Linked DNA regions of Homo sapiens: region 2 is linked to region 1. The links are chromatin loops, found by intact Hi-C in ENCODE. Cell type or tissue: heart right ventricle. All regions are shown on one strand. Links, peaks and the distances in the headings refer to the core of each region. The heading gives the core; the rest is flanking DNA.

Region 1 (9,923 bases), core at 644-8,643:
ATCCTGATGCCATCCAGCTTCTCTCAATCTATGGCCTGGATTTCTAGTTTATAGAGACAGTACTCACTCATTCAATAAATACAGAGGTTTTCTACAGCTCAGCCTCCTCTAGGCTGGGGCTGTATCAAGGAACAAAAGAGAGATCCCTGGCCCTGTGGAGCTCACATCTTAGTAGAGAAAAAGGATCAATAATAAACTTGATGTGTAAGTAAGATACATGGTTCACCAGGTGTAAAGTGCTGCAAAAAAAGGAAAGCACGGTAAATAAGGGCTCAAACTCGTTGTTTTCCCATGCAATCTGCCTACCATTTGCTCCACCCCCCCAAACATGTCAATATCCCCACCTATCCTCTCCTTATTTAGAAAATATTTAATGGGTTCCTATTCTGTGCCAGGCACTGTGAATACTGAGTATTATATAAAAAAACATGGTTCCGGCTGGGCATGGTGGCTCACGCCTATAATCCCAGCACTTTGGGAGGCCGAGGCGGGGCGGATCACGAGGTCAGGAGTTCGAGACCAGCCTGGCCAATATGGTGAAACCCCATCTCCACTCAAAAAAATACAAAAGTTAGACGGGCGTGGTGATGCACACCTGTAGTCCCAGCTACTCTGGAGGCTAAGGCAGAAGAATCACTTGAGCCCGGGAGGTGGAGGTTGCAGTGAGCCGAGACTGCGCCACTGCACTCCAGCCTGGCGACAGAGCAAGACTCCATCTCAAAAAAACCAAAAAAACAAAACAAAAACCAAAAACCAAAAACCATATATATACACACATATGGTTCCTGTCTTTATAGTTTATCATATAGTAGAAGAGACATTATCTTTAAAATGATTTCACAAATAGAAAATTACACATTGTTGTAAGCATGATAAAAGGAACAGTGGGACAAGATAACCTAATTTAGGGATTCAGAAAGCTCCTTTGAGAAAGTGACAATTAAGCAGAGCCTGAAAAAGTATGTCAGGGTTAGCGAGGTAGAGTATGTCTGTGTGTATGTGTGCGCACCTCGTACCTACAAACTCACTCCCACCAGCCTAGACAGTGCATGGGAAGGCCCTGAAATGGAAAAGAGCTTCTCGCCTTCGGGGGCTGAAGCCTAGCAGGGTTGTTTCACAGGAGGCTGGAGAGGTAGGCAGAGACCCTGGAAGGATTTTGGATTGTATCACTTGACCTATAGCTGGGAGAGCACTGGGTGGTTCCATGGATGGATACTCCTCAGTGTTCCTGCCTGGCTGCCACACTAGGAGAAGCCTGGAGCCTCCAGTTTCAGAGAGAAACTCTAGAGACAGGTTGCTACAATTGTTAACCCATGGTGAGCTGAACAGCTGTGCAGTCATGGGTTACCTAAGCTCAACAAGCACTTCAAGCTGTTGAGGTCTCTGAGACCCTGTGCAGACTCTAGAGCCATGTGGTTGGGAGAGGAGGCAGCGGTGCCCTCCTTGTTCAGCTCCGCCACCTGAGCAGGAATGCAACATGGGAAAAGAAGTTCCCTATGATCCACCTTACATTCCTCACCCTGGTCTGAACAGAGCAGGAGAGCAGGAGTGGGAGCACGCTGAGGTGCTTCTATCTTATTCAATCACCCAAGTCATAACTACCAACACAGTCTTTTCTTTAAAAATTTATTTAGAAATATTTAAGACATTTTTAAAAAGGCATAAAGACCAAATAATCAACAAATCTCCATGGAGCCAATCTCCAGCTTAAGAAATAAAATGTCCCCATTCCACCAAAGCCCCACCTATCTTTCCCTCCCTGACTGTATACTCCACCTTCCCCCAGCAAAGATCATCACCATTCAGAACTGGGGGTTTATCAGTTCCATACACTTCTCCTGAGAGGGAGTGCAGTAGCTACAAGTATGGCCTTGGGGTTGAAACTTCAGCTCTGCCACTTCTTTGCTGGGGATCCTGGATAAATTACTTAGCTTCTCCATCCTTCAGTCATGCCATCCATAACATGTGGGCAAGGGCGGGGGGATAAAAGGGAGCTAAGAATCCCTTACTGAGAGAGTTCCTTGAGGATTGATTGCTAATCTACGTAAAGAATGGTTTAGAACAGTGACTGGCACTTAGTACACAGTAAGCGTTTATAGTATAATAATCCTCCTCCTCTCAGAAGCAATGGAAGCCACAGAAGTTAAATAATCATGTTAAAGGAGGAACCACAGAGAATGACCTAAAGAAGGGAAGGCAGGCAGAGACTGCAGCAATTTAGAAGAGGTAATGACAGCTGTACTCAGGAATGGAGGATTAGATCTTACTCTGGTTCTAAACCACCCCCCTTAATTTGGTTCCCATATCTCCAACAGTTTGGAAAGTGTTAGGCGCTAGATGAATGTTAATGAACAGCCATCCCATTATTTTAAATGTTTACAAAGCAAGTAGTTAAAATGGTCTCTCCCACCCACCACCACAGGCACACCTGGTGCAGGACTGACAAGCCTGGCACACAGCTTATGCAGCCTCCGTGCAAGGAGAGCTGAGGCTAGGGATCTGGTTCCCCCAGTTACATGTGAGTGCATGTGACCTGGCAGGTACTGGCTGTGGGTGCCTGTAAGCACAGTACTGGAGATGGTGGCAGTTTCTGTGCAGGGGCCACATTCCCAATCGCTCCTTTTGTGGCTGAGAGAGACAGTGTTAGTGCCGCTTCCTGACCCCTGGTCTGCGGCAGTGGCACTGTGCTCTAGAAGTCAAGAGAGCCAATAGGGCCTCTCAATTATTCCTGGAGGTAGCAGCTCTTCAGGGAACTCTTTGGGGAGTCATTTCTGAAGGCCCAGCCTAGAGTTTACCCCCTTCAGCCCTTTCAGTGATTTTATACGCACCCAGTCCTCCATATTTTAAACCCATTTCTGCTTATAACAGCTAGAGTAGTTTCTATATTCTTCAGCCGAAATCTGGTTAAGAGCATATAGACTTTTTTAGCAAGGAGTTTTATTTATTTATTATTGAGATGGAGTCTTGCTCTGTTGCCCAGGCTGGAGTGCAATGGCATGATCTCGGCTTACTGCAACCTCCGCTTCCTGGGTTCCAGCAATTCTCCTGCCTTGGCCTCCCGAGTAGCTGGGATCACAGGCGCCCACCACCACGCCCAGCTAATTTTTGTACTTTTAGTAGAGATGCGGTTCTGCCATCTTGGCCAGGCTGGTCTGGAACTCCTGACCTCAGGTGATCCGCCCACCTCGGCCTCCCAAAGTGGCTGGGATTACAGGCTGAGCCACTGTGCCTGGCCCAAGTAGTACATTTAAATCTTCCATCTACCTAGACAACATCACAGTATGTGGTATGAGCTAGGTATACCACTGTTTCCCAGTAATGGCATTTACTGTTAAAAGGATCCTCAATTAGAATCCCGTGGGCTGCCACCATTAGCCTAAAGTATAATAACAAGTAGGTGTGAAATGGATGAGAGCAGTATATTTTAAAACTAACTTTTTATAGGTAAAAATGCTAACTGGGAGGGACATTTTTAACCCACACATTTTAACACATCTTCTTTCTGAAATTTGGATGCCCCTTACAATTGATGTATAAATACAACAAGGTTTCCTCATTCATGCTCCACCTCTGTCAACAGGACGTTATTGAATAGATGATATGTCCTATGACTGATGTCATCTCAGAACTTAAGAAACAAGCTTTTGTAAGATAAAGCATAGAACTTCTCTTATGCATGGACACCCCACACAATGAAAAAAATTGTCAAAAATCAAGCAGTAATTCTAGTCATTTCAGAATAAATATTCAAAGATTCAGAGTTTCTTAACATTTTAAATTTACTCAAATATAAGATTGTTTGCAAATGTGACTATGTAAGAGAACTATTCTCTTGTGCCAACATAATCAGTGATTCCAAGGAATATTTTTGTTATTACAATTTCTTCTGCAGCCTATACAGCAGCAAACATTGTGGCGAGAAGTTGCCTTAGAACAATGAGATGCGAGCAGAAGACAGCTCTGAGTACGGAGGGTCCATCTGCTGTGCTCATCAGCAGTCCTGGAGGGATACAAAGTGGTGCCTTCTGTTTGTTCAGTGGATGCTTCTGGCTGATCTATCACCGTGGCAACATTTGGAGCCCAACTCAAAACAAGCACAGACTCATTAACTACAAACTACATTAACTTAGTGTCTGTTGCTAATGAGAAATGCCGTTCAGAGGTATTTTCTACTCTAGCATATTACAGTTACCTCTCTAAAAGGTACCAAATGCCACTCTCAATACATCACATACTAGATAACATGAATGTTAAAAGAAAGCAAAATTATTTTAATAATGACTACAAACAGTAAGAATCATTTCATTAAAAGGTTACTTTGTTTTGGCCCTTGGATATTCCTGCTGTAAGAAAATGTACTATGTATCATATATGCAAGCACATCTAAGTTCTTTTTAAACAACAGGCTTATTTAGAAGATCAATTTAGAAAATGCCGCTAAGAGCATATGTTAAAGCTGAGTAATCAAGACAGCATTAATGCCTACTGGCTCTCCTGTAATCTTCTCATATGTAACATTGATCATAACTCTCTCCAAGTGAGGCAACACACTGGACAAAACATTAAAGGCAAAGAAAGTCCACTGGGTGTAGAGCTTGTCAGTTCCCTTAACTCCTTCTTGACCACATCTCTTTTCATGCTAAATCATCCTGAACTAAATGAGCTCTCAGAACAAATGGCAAATCCTAAATCTCATGAAACACAGAAGATTTAAGTGGAATTATGTCTCAAATGTGTTCTCCCAGGACTGATAAATTGGGAAATAGCAGTAATCTTAGGTATTTTCTCTCCAAAAGTGCAGAATCCTACAACCCGCCAGAAGAGGGAGCCAAAGTTAAACTACTCCAACATTTAGTAAGACAAGGCTGGTGCAGGAGGAGAGAAATTGGCCTTATTTCAAACTGATTTGGAAAAGCCTTCTTATTCTCTTAGGCAAAAGAGCACAACTCCTCTTTGATGCCTCGCATAGTGAACCAATCCCCATCTCTCACTTTGGCCTCACCTCATACCCTGCTATTTCATAGCTTCCTGTTTGTTTAGTTCATGGAAAATGTCATACTCCATACGGCCACAGGCTCTTTACAGATGCTGTTCCCTCTCTATGTAGGAGTGTTCCCTGGCCTAGTTGGGTCCTGCTCACCCTTCAGATTCAATGATACCTTCCACAACTCCTGCCAAGTTTGGGCTCCTTTGTTGATGCTGTCACACAGTCACCATCCCAGTTAGTAAGGATACATGTATCACTGTGGTTGAGATTTATGTCCATTCCTCATAAGACTCAGCTCCATGAGAGTGGGAAGTGTATCTCTATTTTAACATTTTCTTCCCATAGCAATCAGCACAGTACCAAGCAAATAGCAGGTGCTCAATAAATATCTGCTGGATCAAATGATTAGTTAGCTCAGTTAGTTTCTAAGTTCTGCCTACTCTATCAATCATCACTACCCTTCCCTGTCTACCCCCGCCACTTAGCTAGTAAGCTGGAGTCTGACCTATGCACTGATCCAACTGTACCTGCTGCCTCCAGCCCTCTCTCCTCCTCTGTTTAATTCGTCTTCAATTCTGCAGGTTCAGTGATCTTTCTAAAGCACAAATCTCATGATGTCACTCTCCTACTTAAAACTCTCCAATGGCTCCCTCTCTGGTCCAGAAGATCTAAAGTCCTTAGGAAGGTGTTCAAGGACTCTATGAGCTAGCTTCCCACCTTCCACCTCTCTCAAAAGAGCTGAAAAACAGTTTCAACTCTTTTTTGGGTAGAATAGCTTGGTAAGGGTGCTCAGTTTTAATGACCTGATGGACGGGTTTAAGATGACTGGGATAAGGCAACCCCTCCTTGTCCTTGCTTTCATAGCAAACTTAGGGCACAACTGGGAGTGGCCCAGCTCTTGTATGCACTTACCTCATTCATATCAGTATTTTCCTTTCCCAATTCTCTCACTTACTTTTAAAAACAAGTTATCTTTTCTTATAGAGATGCAAATATTTGATGAAAAGATGACCAAACCTAAATCCTTTCAGGTAGAAAGTGTGAGATAGATAAATCACAACCAACTTCACTGACCATCTGCTGGGTCCTCACTGCACTGGCCACCACCTCACTCAGCAGCTCCTCTGCTGCCAACATTGTAAAATTTCTTTTTTGTACTTTCCTTAGAGCCTGACTTCTCATACCTGGAAGCACTGGCTCCCTATCCGCCACTGGCCATGAAATGCTTATACTGACCTACTGACACCTGGCTGAGATAAAGCAGTTACAATGCCCAGAACATTTTATTGCATTCATTTGCATATACATATATTTGCTTATCTGCCTGGCTCTTCCCACTAAAATATCTCTTTGAGAACAGGGAACTTTTTTAAAAAAGCCTTTATTTTAGGTTAGGAGGTACATATGAAGGTTTGTTACACAGGTAAACTCATGTCATGGGGGGCTTGATGTACAGATTATTTCATCACCCAGGTATGAAACCCAGTGCCCAACACTGATCTTTTCTGCTCCTCTCCCTCCTTCCACCCTCCACCCTCAAGGAGAACCCAGTGTCTGTAGTTTCCTTCTTTGAGAACAGGGAACTGATCTCTGCCATCTAACAGGTATTTATTAACTGTTTAAGTTAATTAATGAATTAACTAGCCATCTCTAGGTAGCAAAATGTGACTAATATTTAGCTCATTTATTAATGTAATCTTTGGTTATGCTAAAAGCTAGATAAAATGTGATTCTATTTGAAAGTGCATATTTTCTGATATTACTATTTACAAGTAACTACACACATAGAAGGGCAATGACTGAGGCATGTAGACAACCTGTAGCGATGAGTCTTTCTGCCCAACTCTAGAGGCCAATTTAGTATCAGAAACCAATCTGGAAAAAGAAAATAAATAACAATGAAAAATGGGCAAAAGACTTTAAAAGACGCTTCACCAAGATGACAAATAAGCACATTAAAATAAAGTGCCACATTAGTCATTAGGTTAATGCCAATTAAAAGTGTAATGAGATACCACTACATACCTATTAGAATGGCTAAAATTATGAAGATGACCATACCACACATTGGTGAAGATGCAGAACTGTGAAACAGTATAAACACGTTGGGAAAGAGCTGTGTGCAATTTCTTGAAAAATGAAACATACACCTATCATATGCCATAGCCATTTTACTATTATACATTTACTCAAGATAAATGAAAGTATATAGCCATATAAGACTTGTACATAAATGTTAAAAGAAGCTTTACTCAATAGCTCAAAACTGGAAAAACGCAGATGTCCATGAACAGGAGAATGAAGAGGATAAATAGCTGTGATACACCTACACAATGGAACACTGCTCAGCAATAAAAAGGAATGAACTACTGATACACACTACAGCATGGATGAATTTCAAAAGCAATACACTGAGTGAAAGGAGCCAAAGTGCACAGTGTAGGAGTCCCTCAATACAATGTTCTAGAAATAAAAACTCTTTTATAGTGGCAGAAAGCAGATCAGTGTTTGCCTAGAGACAGATGGGGGTAGGGTGGGGACAGAGGAGATGGATCAGAAAAGGTCACAAGGACACCTTCAGGGATGATGGGTGTCATCTTGATCATGGTGATGGTTTAACAGGTGAATATATGCCAACACTTATCTATTTCTTCTCTTTAAATATAATGTCCACAATAACTCAATAAAGTTGTTTTTAAAAAAACACAGAAAAGAAACTGGTCTGGGTAAACAAATTATTTTTTAGACAGCAGACTGTCAGCATCCTTTAGAGTTATAAACTGTAACTTTGTCTAAACTTAGAAACTGCCTTTATGTTTAAAGTTTTAGTGAAAAGTTATATGAAACAGAGATGTGAACTTTCACTTTATCTGAGACTCAGGAGAAGTGCCCTCGGGAGGCGCCCCCGGAGCACAGCGCCCCGCTTCCTTGCCGCTAGGCTCACTTCCTTTGTTTCACAATTTGTTCAAGAACTTATACGTTCATGTACCTACTCAGAGGTTCTGGCAATACATTTTTACCCTTTTGAATAACCTATATATTTTTAAAATGTCTCATCTTAATATTTTTTTTGTTTCCATGGAAAAAAATTAATGTTTATTATATTTCCCCCTGGAATTTAACAGTAAAATAAACACTTTAAATATAAAGCAACATAGCTAAAGAAAGACATATCTAATATTTCAAACCTAAAAGATGCCATCCCCTAAAGATACCTCATACAATCAATTTCTTAGGAATTTCCTTCAGCCTTATTTGAAAACATCCTAAGTGTCTAAGTTCCTTCCTAAAATTAATAATTATACTGACAACAAATACAGAATACTCATGTCTCCAGCCCCATTATGTGGTTGTAGAAAAAACATATGAAAAACATATATTTCTATGTGTGACTATAAAATTGGGAAGATATGCTATAAACCTCAATTCTTACTACTTTTCATTCTGATTGATATTAAACTTTATATGTTTAGAATGAGCCTAAGCACACTGCCAATACTTTGTGACTCTAAAACCTCCATCACTCAACTGAAGACTACTGGAAGACTATGGCTTCAACTGACTTACATTATTAACAAAAGCACCTAGAGGTTTTGTTTACCAATTACAAACTGAACGCATGGTAAAGTTTAATACCTCACTGCAAAACTAAAATTATACTCTTTATAAACAAGATTAGGATACTAATTAAATGTACGAATTTGGGCTGAGCTGGTGGCTCAAGCCTGTAATCCCAGCACTTTGGGAGGCCAAAGTGGGTGGACTGCTTGAGTGTGAGACCAACCTGGGCAACAGGGCGAAACCCTGCCTGTATAAAAAAATACAAAAATTAGCCAGGCACTGTGGCATGCACCTGTAGTCAGCTACTTGGGAGGCTGAGGTTGGGGTATCACTTGAGCCTCGGAGGTGGTGGCTGCAGTGAGCTGTGTTCGTGCCACTACACTCCAGCCTGGGCAACAGAGTTAGACCCTCTCTCTCAAAAAAAGTATAAATTCAGATGTATATGACTTAAAAATCATAATTCAGGCCAGGGGCAGTGGCTCACGCCTGTAATCCCAGCACTTTGGGAGGCCGAAGTGGGCAGATCACGAGGTCAGGAGATTAAGACTATCCTGGCAAACATGGTGAAACCCTGTCTCTATGAAAAATACAAAAATTAGCTGGGCATGGTGGTGCGCACCTGTAGTCCCAGCTACTCTGGAGGCTGAGGCAGCAGAATTGCTTGAACCTGGGAGGCAGAGGTTCCAGTGAGCCGAGATTGCACCACTGCATTCCAGCCTGGGCAACAAGAGCAAAACTCCATCTCAAAAAAACAAAAACATAATTCATTAATGATATGGACCATGAACCATAATGGGTCATGAAGGTATTCACTTTCATACATGGTAAGATTAACTTTGAGCTTTTTGTATGAAAACATCTACTTTATGAAGTTAAACAAATCTGGCTAAAAGCACTGAATTAAATTTTCACATTTATGAAAATTATCATAGTTAATCATTAAAAAAACCCTCACTCAATCCATGAAAACACCCAGAAAACAATACTGAAAACTTAGGCTCCCAAGGTCATCATATCACAAATAAAGCTATTATTACCTGTGCCTCAATTAAGGGCAGTGCCAAAAATAAAGAAAACTGATTACTCATTATGGTCATAAAACCCATGCCAGTCTGAAGTGACACTTGGACCCCAGTTACTCCACAGAGAGCTACAATGCACAAGTTAATGGCAACAGGATTATATCTGATTCCCTTTTCCCCCAGTATAAGAGCATCTAGGGTCTCACTAAGGTAACAGGTAATTGTGTTCGGCTGTCTCTTTCTTTGGTCACCAACGCAAAGACGATATTCAGCAGAATTTACAAAGGGCTAGTTTATGAATAGGCTCCCACAGAGGTTTTCAAATTGCTTGGTGCAGCTCCTTGAAGGGATAG
Region 2 (9,923 bases), core at 904-8,903, 130 kb after region 1:
CCTGAGTGGGCTGAGGCAGCCAGCCCTGCTCTCCAGCACAGGCCTTTGGCTGTGGCCCCTCAGGGGAGGGCGTCGCCGTGGGCAGGTCTCTGTAGCTGAGGGGTCCTGGGGCGAGCTGCCAGCAGCAGGTAACGCATCCACCATGAGAGCCCTGCGTCCACTGCGTGGTCTTGGTGCTCGGGGCTGGCCTCACTGACGCTCCAGGGTGGCTGAGACCTGAGCCTTGGCCTCCACGTCCTCACCGCCCAGGTCCTAGCCAGTACATTCAAGTTCCCTCTGTCTGTTCAGAGAACTCTTACTCATACTGTAAGACCGAGGTCAAATGTCACCTTTGCTGAGCTGCCCGTCTCTGACAGCCACCTCTCCAGCACTGGAGCTCCGTTCCCCTCTCAGGGCTCCACAGCGCCTCCTTCCTACCCATCCTGGAATTTACATTCATCCTATGGAAATAGTGTCTCGCAAGCCTGCTCCCCACCCTGCACCCACCAGGAGTCCCCTGGGGTCAGACACTGTCTTTTCTTTCTCCTTTCATCGTTGGTTCCCAGGTTCCATGCCTGGAACCTGGAAGCGGCTCCTGATTTTGCTGAATGAATGTGGGAGGGAGAAAAAGGGAAGGGGTGGCGGAGGCCCCCCTCCAGCCAAGCAGACCCCCAGGTGTCAGGCCCCAGGCAGAGCCCCTTCCCCCAGCCTGGGACCCTCACTGCTTCTTGCTCCTGTGGACAGGAAAGGCCCCATCCTCAGGGGCCACAGTGGCAGAGGCCCCTGGGGAAGCGATGACAGACAGGCGCAGCCACTCCTGCTGACATCTCTCCTAGACCCTCGTCCTCCTTGGAGAACCTCCCCTGGATTCTCAGTAGCCGGAGCTCTGTCAGCTTGACGGGTGGAGTGAGGGTCACCAAGAGCCCTTCCTTCTTGTTTTAAACTCCCTCCTCTTCCTTGACCAGGAGAGTCTGAGAGCAGAGGAGGGAGGGGGGCTTACCCCAGGGGTGAGGATGTTGAGCTTTCCCTCCCTGGGGCTGCCACCCGACCCTTTAAAGGTTAAATGTGTTTATGCAGCATCTTCAGGAGGCTGCTGGGTCTGACAAAACGGAGAGAAGAGTGATTAATGGCTGGTGTCCTTGCTGCCGCCACCACAGGGAAGGAGGCTTCCATGGCTGCCCAGGAGCCACTCCTGTGACTCCAGGCTTCAGCCTTTCAGCAGGCTTCGGGACGAGTACTTCTGGACCAAGAGGAGGCTGCGATTCTGGAATGGGGCCTGGAGGGAGGCTGGGGCGCTGCTCTCTTGGGAAAATGAGAGTTTGCTCCAGGCCAGAGCGGATCCTGTGGGATTGCAGGCAGAAGGGAACAGAAGTTTCTGAACCACTGAGGCTTGTTGTAGAAATTCATGACTTTTACATTGTGCCCTGTAATATGGTCCTATGTGTCTTAGTAGAACAATTATGCTTTAGGTTGTGCAACAATCAAATTACTTAAGTTAACACCGGCCAGGCGCAGTGGCTCATCTCTAAAATCCCAGCATTTTGGGAGGCCAGGCCAGGAGGAACACTTGAGCCCAGGAGTTGGAGACCAGCCTGAGCAACATAAGGAGACTCCATCTCTACAAAATATTTTAAAGTTATCTGAGTGTGGTGGCACCCAAGACTTGGGAGGCTGAGGTGGGAGGATCGCTTGAGCCCAGGGTTTAGAGGCTATAGTGCATCATTGCACTGCAGCCCCGGGAGACAGAGCAAGACCCTGTCTCAAAACAACAATGACAACAACAACATTTACTCCTCCCATCCCAATCTACTTAAGTAAAATGATTACTCCAGCAAGCTGTGCTGATGAGTGTGTCCTGAGCCCCTCACCCAGAGCTCCTGAGGACCCCAGTTGGAGAAACCTGGGCTTACAGGCATCCCTGGGAGGTGGCAGGGGAGGAGGTGGGGATGGGGAGCTGGGGGGAAGCCAGCATGGCCTCAGGTTTCTGCCACTGCCCCAAGGCCTGGACCTCTGTTGGAGGTGTGCTGGGCTTGCATCTTCAAGTAAGGGCTCCGTTTTGCAGCATGGCATCGGGCACAGCCTGGGTGCTCAGAGTGGGCTTTTTGAGTGAATGACGAATGCATGAAAGGTGACTCTCAGAGCAGAGTTCAGAGGAAGCCAGGTGTCAGGGGGATGACCAGACCCTTGCCCAGGAGGGAGGAGTCTCAACTGTGGGGGGTGGGTGGGGGAGAGTGGATGGGAGGGTGGGGGGCACGCAGCCCTGACACCTGGCACTCCAGCCAGCCTTGGGCCTCTGCTGCCCTGTTTGGGGTCTTTGATACAAGCATTCCTGCAAGAGCTCCTTGCACGCCGACACCTTCCCATCGGGAGAGGCTGGAAGCATGGTGGTTGCCTGCCGTGTCCCAGCTGTTGTGGGTGCTTCTTCACGGCCAGTTCCTCTGACCTGGAATGGCCAGACTCGTCTTGAAGGGTGAGAAGTCATATCTCCGAATGCCCAGCAGGGTGCCTGGCAAGGGCTGCTGCTCTCTTATTATTATCATTAACGTTGGGAGATCGGCATTGAACTCACCTCTTGAGAGTTGAGGAGCCCCTGGTGGGGGACACTAAGCACCTGCCCCCACCGAGGGGACAAGCTGGGGTTGGCACAGAGCTCTCTCCCGCTCCAAGTCCTGCCTTCCCCGCCGGGCCACAGCTGCTCCAATCACGATGCTTCCCAAAGGACTTTCTGCAAGTGACCCTGGCCTCATCTCTTTCTGAGGACTGTAGACACCTCAGGGAGAGGGACACTGTGTCGGTTTCCTGTGGCTGCTGTAACAAATTCGCACAGACTGAGAGCCTTCGAACAGCAGGCATGGATCCTCTCACGGCTCTGGAGGCCAGAAGCCCAGGATCAAGGTGTCAGCGAGGTGGGTTCCTTCTGACGGCTCCAGGGAAGAAGCCACCCTGTGCCTCTCTTCTTGCTTCCGGCGCTTGCCTGCAGGCCTCAGCGTTCCTTGGCTTGTAGACTCCAGTCTCTGCCTTGGTGGTCTCATGCGTGTGTCTCTGTGTCCAAATTTCCCTTTCTGGCCAGACGTGGCGACTCACTCCTGTAATCCCAGCACTTTGGGAGGCTGAGGAGGGCGGATCACCTGAGGTCAGGAGTTGGAGACCAGCCTGGCCAACATGGTGAAACCCCATCTCTACTAAAAATACAAAAATTAGCTGGGCGTGGTGGCAGGTGCCTGTAATCCCAGCTACTCGGGAGGCTGAGGCATGAGAATCACTTGAACCGGAAAGATGGAGATTTCAGTGAGCTGAGATTGAGTCACTGCACTCCAGCCTGGGCAACAGAGCGAGACACTGTCTCAAAAATAAAAAATAAAAAAAAATTCTCTTTATTTTAAGGATGCCAGCCTTTGGACTGAAGTCCCACCCTATGACCTCGCCTTAATTTGATTACGTCTGCAAAGATGCTATTCCAGAATAAGGTCACATTTACAGTTGCTGGGGGTATGATCGCTTGGAGAACACAGTTCAAACCCCTGCAGACACAAATTCATGCCTGCCCACCAGCTCGAGCCCCAGACACTGCTTTCAGGGGAGCCCATGCCAAGGCAGCAGGTGGGTGTCTGTCTGTCTGGAGGATCTGTGGGGAGAGTAGGTTACTTTGGGGTTTGTATAGGGAGGCAGGACGGTGGCTGTGCAGAGGGAGAGAAGGGAGATGCAAAAAGACCCCAGGGAAATGAGGAACAAATGGGGACGGGACACAGGCCTCTGGAGGGAGGTGGGATCCTTAAGTCTCAGGGGTTGGGGAAAGAAAGCTGAAGGCATTTTGAGGGAAGCAGTGCATAGCCCAGTGATCTGGCAGTGGTGAGGGTTCTAGGGGGAAGAAGAGCAGGCTGTGGGGTCTGATTCCTCCATGCGCTATCCCCCAGTAGGCGAGTGGCCTGATCCTTTTTGACCTCTGCTTTCCCTTCCCTTCCCCTTTCTTCCCTTCCTCTTCACTTTCCCCTTCCTCTTCCCTTTCTTTCTTTCTTTCTTCTTTTTCTTTTTTTTTCTTTCTTTCTCTCTCTCTCTCTTTCTTCTCTCTCTCTCTCTTTCTTGCTTCTTTCTTTCTCTCAGAGTCTTGCTCTGTCACCCAGGCTGGAGTGCAGTGGTGCCATCTCGGCTCACTGCAACCTCCCCCTCTCGGGTTCAAGCAATTCTCCTGCCTCAGCCTCCTGAGTAGCTGGGATTACAGGTGCATGCCACCATACCCAACCTTTTTTTTTTTTTTTTTTTTTTTTTTTTTTTTAGTAGATATGGGGTTTCATCATGTTGACCAGGCTGGTCTCAAATTCCTGATTTCAGGTGATCCTCCTGCCCCGGCCCCCCAAAGTGTTGGGATTACAGGCATGAGCCGTCGTGCCTGGCCTTGATCCCTGTTTTCTGATTGCCCTAATTGGGAGAATAACTCCTCCCCTATGAGACAACAGATGAGAAAGTGCTTGGAAAGTAAAAGCAATGTTCACCATTAAAGATTGTAACATGTGGAGTGCTGCATGACTGAATTGTCAAACATGAATAACTCAGCTCTTTTCAGATTCACAATCATGATCAATGCCTCCGGGACTATGAAAACGCCATCATGAATGTTTACATTATTCTCTTGGGTGAGCGGAGCTTTGGAAAGGAAAAAAAGGAAAGTCTAAACTGACAAACTTCTGAAAACACTCGGGTCTGGCAGGAGTTCTCTTCTCTCCCCGAGAGCAGAATTGGGGTTGAGCGGCACTTGGTAGGCGTGGAGCGCGCTTCAGTCTCGGGCCACTACCCCAGGCGTTTTCTCATCTGACACTCACAGCAGCCCTCGGGTAGGCAGACACGGTGTATTTACGCCTTTCATTCGAGTCCCTTTGGGGGAGCAGGAGGGAGGGAGGGTGTGAGTGTGTGCGCGCACCCGTGCATGGGGGAGGCGGGGCCTTTCGATTCCGATGCCAGTTACGCAGACACCCTCACATCCTCGGATATACCGCCACCGAGCCTGAAGTGCTGACAATATCCCCATTTTTCTCTGTCCTGACAGCTTTTGAGATGCCAGGCCAGCCTCCCTTCCTAATCGGTCATTTTCTGAGGAGGGGCAGCTCGGGCGGTTGTTAGAGCAGAACGCACGGCTTCAATCCCTCTGTGTGGTGGACCTTGTTGCGCAAGGGTCCCTGTGTCCGGCACGTCATCGCCCTCTGTGAGAATGAGCTCTCCTTCCGGTCACTGCGCGGTGATCGCAGCAGAGGGGACGTGGCATTAACAGCACGCGGTTGCTCCACTCACCCCTGGCTTTGTAGCCTACAGCAGCTTGAAACACATGACGCTGTAACAACCTCTACCACGCCACGGAGGCATTCTTTTTTATTGTTTCCATTTTCTAGTTTGTGGCAGATTGGATTCCTGTTTCTAATTCTTCCCTCCCTCCCTGGTGTAGAATTTCACATTTGCCTCTTTCGCCAGGTGGCTTTGCAGTGCGTTCCCGCCCTCCCCCGCCAAGAGTGGGTGCAGAATTTTTCCCTGCTCCGCGTCAATGCTGGGTGTGGCCATGAGCCCTGAAATTACACATGGAGCCCAGCCTCTGCTGATCTGTACCCATTAAGAAGAAAAAATGTTGATCTTTGTTGCTGTAGGTCATTGAGATTTCTGGGGTTGTCTGTTATGTAGCATTATTCTAGCGACTAGTTCCCAGGTCATTCATTCACTCAACAAACACTGTGTGGCTGCCTTGGGTTAGGAATGCTGCTAGGAGCTGGAGATAAAAAGACAGGACTTAGTCCCTAGCCTCGGGGGTCTTACTGTATAATAGAGTTGTGGCTGTCAGGCTGTGAGGAGACAAGACAAAGCCAGTTCCCTGTCGCACAGGGGTTTTCAGAGTTCGGGGTGGAGAGGGTGGAAATGGGAGCCCCAACAGGCAGGGTGTCAGGTAGGGCAGCCCACGTCCCACCCAGAACGACATGCCTCCTTTTTAATCTGTGTCATATTTTGGGGTCTTGAGTAAGGTGCTATTTCCCAGAAGGATCCTAATGCCAAAACAGTTTGCAAAGCTCTGTGGGAGGAAGCTGCAGGTCACAGGAGGGGAAACTTAGATCACACAGACTCAATAAGGAAGACCGGGGCTGCTCCCAAACCTCAGGCATGATCCACTGGGATCCATCAGCAATGTCTTTTTCCTCTTTATTATTTCTTCCAAATACCAGCCCTGGGAGACACGTTAGAACCCATCTAGCTACACATAACAGCTCTCCACATCTCTGTGGGAATATAGACAGGCCCGAGGCAGGGGGCTGGCTCAGGGTTCCACAGTGGCAGAGGAAGAGCCTCCACAGATCCCGCCTTGCCCTCTGTCGCCAGCTTCTCCTCTCTGCCTCCATGATCTGGAACCTTCAGCTGGTCAACTGAGCCACGCCCGGTGCTGTGGTGCTTCCCCAAGCTGCACACGCCGATGGCAGTGAGGAATGACTGCGCCCATTGCATCACCTCCTCGCTGTCAGTGAGCCAGTGAGCACCTGCGGCTGCTTCGAGGGGAACTACAATAAAACTTCCAAGACAGTCCACTTTTTAGGAGGTATAAGCAAAGAGCAAACACAACCTGTCAATCGTGCCGAATGCTGCTGATGCTGTTCTCTCATCCTAAAACAGACGATGAAAATGCTAAGCTCTGTAAAGAAGGACTTAGTCATATTCAAAATTCTCCAATAAACACCTCACTGTTGTGTTTCGCCAGCTCCGCATTACACGCAAGTCTCAATGGCCCGTGGCTCAGTGTCCTGCTCCGTGAAATGACGGAATTGGACACAGCTCACAGCTCACTCTGGAGTTAACTGAAGCCCTTGAAGGAAAACCACCAGGTTTTCTAAGAGTTTATGGCATTATTTATTTTTATTATCCTCACCAAAAATTTATGTTCAGCCACTTTTTTTTTCCTCTAAATTTTCTGGAACGTTTCTCCTTAGTGTTCTTCATTCATGAAGCACATAAAAGTCTCTTTGACCTTATCTCTCTCTCTCTTTTTGTAAAGCTCTTCTTGGTATTATTGAATTTTATTCATAGCAAGACCCATCTGAGGCAATCCTGGTGCAATCTTCCTCACTTTGTCTGTCTTCCTTCCTTCCTTCTTTCCTTTCTCCCTTCCTTCTCTCTCTCTTTGTGTCTTTCTTTCTTTCTTTTTCTTTCTCTCTCTCTCTTTCTCTCTCCTTCCTTCCTTCTTTCCTTCCTTCCTCTCTCCCTCCCTCCCTCCCTTCCTTCCTTCCTCCCTTCCTTCTCTCTCTCTTTCTTTTCTTTCTCTCTCTCTTTCTGTCTCTCTCCTTCCTTCCTTCCTTCCTTCCTTCCTTCCTTCCTTCCTTCCTTCCTTCCCTTCTTTCTTTCCTCCCTCCCTCCCTCCTTCCCTCCCTCCCTCCCTTTCTCTCTCTCTCTCTCTCTTTCTTTCCTGTCTCCAATCATCCACCCACCCACCTATCCATCCACCCACCCGCCCATCCATCCATCCACCCACTCACCCATCCATCCATCCACCTACCCACCCACCCATCCATTCATCCACCCACCCATCCATTCATCCATTCTTTCACCTAGTCATCCACCGATTCAACCACCCATCCACCCATCCAGTTATCTACCCACCCACCCATTCACCACCCACCCACCCACCCATCCATCCACCCATCCATCCAATCATCCACCCATCCATCCAACCACCTATCCACCCACCCTTTCACCCATCCACCCATCTATCTATCTATCCATCCATCCTCCATCCATCCATCCATTCATTTAACAAAAGAGACAATCTCCTGTCCCCTTTGGGAACACTGCCAAGTTTTCTCTGCCTTGCAGCTGGGTCGAGTTGACATTTGGCAGAAGGAGGTGGGTGGTACATTTTGCATCAGGGCCTAGGCCTGCCTCAGACACAGGTGTTCAGCTCCATGCCAGGACTAATGCTGGGCATGGAAAGCTGGAGAGGTGGCTTTGTGCCCAGGGCCGGTTGTAGCATCTTGGCATGTTTCTGTTCCCAAAGTCCCCAGTGGGCACAGGGACATTCAGCCATCTTCAGAGATAGCTACCATTTAAAGCAACAAGGAGATAGGACAACCATCACTTTCCCTGACTCCAGTGAGACCTGGAGGCTGTCCTGCAAGTGAGATGCCACCTTAAGCTCTTCATGAGCAGAGTTGCCCATAGCCCTTAGCTCACTGCAGGAAGCAACCAATGTGGCCCCCACATTAGTAGCCCTCAGAGCCAGACCAAGTTCAAAATTTGGTTAACAAACCTGTAGGCTTCTTCTTGTTTTCAAATGTCACAGAAAATCTTTTTGTGCTATTGTAGGAATGGAATCTCTCCTTCCTTCAGCCTCATCTGAGTTGAGGTGGGGAGAGTTGGACACAAAGTTCAAGGGGAGAGAACACTCAAAACAGCCCCCAGAAAGCCAAGGCAGGGGTTGGCACACCAAAATGACACAGAGACAGCTCCATGCCCTAATGGGTCGATCCCATCCTTCAATAACAGTGGGTGGCTGGGATCTTCTGCATTTCACGGGAGGCTCAGGGAGATGAAGCAACTTGCCTGAGGTGTCACAGGTGTAGGAAGGAGAGTAGGGGCAGATGGGGCCCAACTCCAGGTTTGCCTGGATGCAGAGCCACGCGTTCCCCCCGCCTCCTCCTTGATGGGTTCTCTCTGCACGCTTCAGGGTGCCCCCATGCTCTGCTCGGCCCCTGCAGCAGGAGGGCACAGAGCTCACTGCTGGCTGGTCTCCATGGCAACAGCTGACGAGTCTGCATCAGATGATGGCAGAGCTGCCTTGGAGCGCGAGCTTGGCTGTGACGGCAGGGACTTGGGAGGAGAGGAGCTGGAGGAGTGGGGGATGGGGCATGAGCTGGGGTGCCGGATGGGCTGCTCTCCCAGCAGCCATTTGGAAGATGCTTCCAGTCAAGTCTCAATCTCAGTCGGTCACTGGTCCATGTATATTTCATGGACATCTACCCTGTGCTGGGCACTGGGCAGACAACAGTCTACTGGACCCAGTCTCACTCTCAAGGGGACTGTAGTCCAAGAGAGAGGCAGGTAGATTATCAGGTAATTCCAGCTCACCACGATTGATGGGAAGGTAGGGAAAGTTTGGGATACATGCAAGGCCGTAGGAGAGGCACCCCACCGGGGCTTGGGGGCAGGAAAGTTTTCCAGGAGAGAGGGATATCTACGTGGCTTTCTGGCGGGGGGGGGGGGGTCGGGGAGAGAGAGAGAGGGAGAGAGGGAGAGAGAGAGAGATGAATGAGATCTGCCAGGAGTCCTCAGTGCCTGGAGCTCCAAGGGAGGAAGGCTAGGGAGGGAAGCCATGCTTGTCCTGGGGCCGAGATGAGGAGGAAGGGGAGGGTCTGCTCCAGGCCAGCCCTGGACAAGGGGATAAATTTTGTCTTCACCAGACACTGAATTGGTCATCCTCACCTCCCACCTTACAGATGAAGAAACTGAGGCTCAAAGAGCCACAGCGGGACGGAGGAGGTGGACCCGGCTCTGATGCAGGTGGCTGGTTCGATGGCAGACTCCCCTGTGCCGAGACTCCCAGACCAAATCCGGAGGTCCTGGAGTAGAGTGGGTGGGTCCGCCAGGGCATGGCCAGGCTGCCTGTCTCTGGAGACTCCCCCAAGGAAGTTTCTTGACCTTGAGGATGATAACGCAGGGCAGGCTCTTGAGGGCTGTGCAGGGACTCCCTGGAGAGCCCTGGGAAAAGCAGGTCCCCGCCTGCCTGGGCCTCTGCCTCTGCTGCAGGGGCCAGCACAGGTGTCAGGTCCCCACACATTTCATGTCCAGGCCATTTTCCCACTCTAGGGCCAAGGCTGGGCACTTCCCAGTCAGTGGCACAGCTGGTACTGTGGGGTCTCTCGCTCTGCAAAGGTTGGTTTCAATCCCAAGTGTCACTGCTGGAAACACTGGCCACCCCGGGACATGTG

Evidence for each region. Peaks named below come from ENCODE experiments on the same cell type or tissue, not always from the same donor. Only the 100,000 strongest peaks of a DNase experiment are listed, where the experiment ranks them.
Region 2: it touches region 1 in a loop (2.6-fold over the local background); 10 of 110 quality-filtered maps call a loop at or near these places.

The regions. Positions count from the first base shown.
Region 1 is chr17:78,008,942-78,018,864 of GRCh38, reverse strand. The region is part of intron 3 of TNRC6C (trinucleotide repeat containing adaptor 6C); the gene reads right to left. Among named protein-coding and RNA genes, the nearest start is that of TNRC6C, 55 kb to the right of the region's middle. In heart right ventricle, for the core only: a CTCF peak has its summit at 4,818 (motif pointing right); a DNase peak (open chromatin) is centred at 4,834.
Region 2 is chr17:77,883,047-77,892,969 of GRCh38, reverse strand. LINC01973 (long intergenic non-protein coding RNA 1973) reads left to right here and starts at 8,883. Exons shown (of 2, transcript NR_028337.1): 1 at 8,883-9,048; 2 at 9,432-9,923. LOC107985087 (a long non-coding RNA gene) reads left to right here. Exons shown (of 4, transcript XR_001753033.2): 2 at 2,746-2,885; 3 at 3,364-3,579; 4 at 4,309-4,420. RefSeq lists enhancers at 1,154-1,702, 2,143-2,643. In heart right ventricle, for the core only: no CTCF peak of the experiment used is centred there; DNase peaks (open chromatin) are centred at 5,159 and 6,417; H3K4me3 peaks cover 1,319 bases; H3K27ac peaks cover 2,910 bases.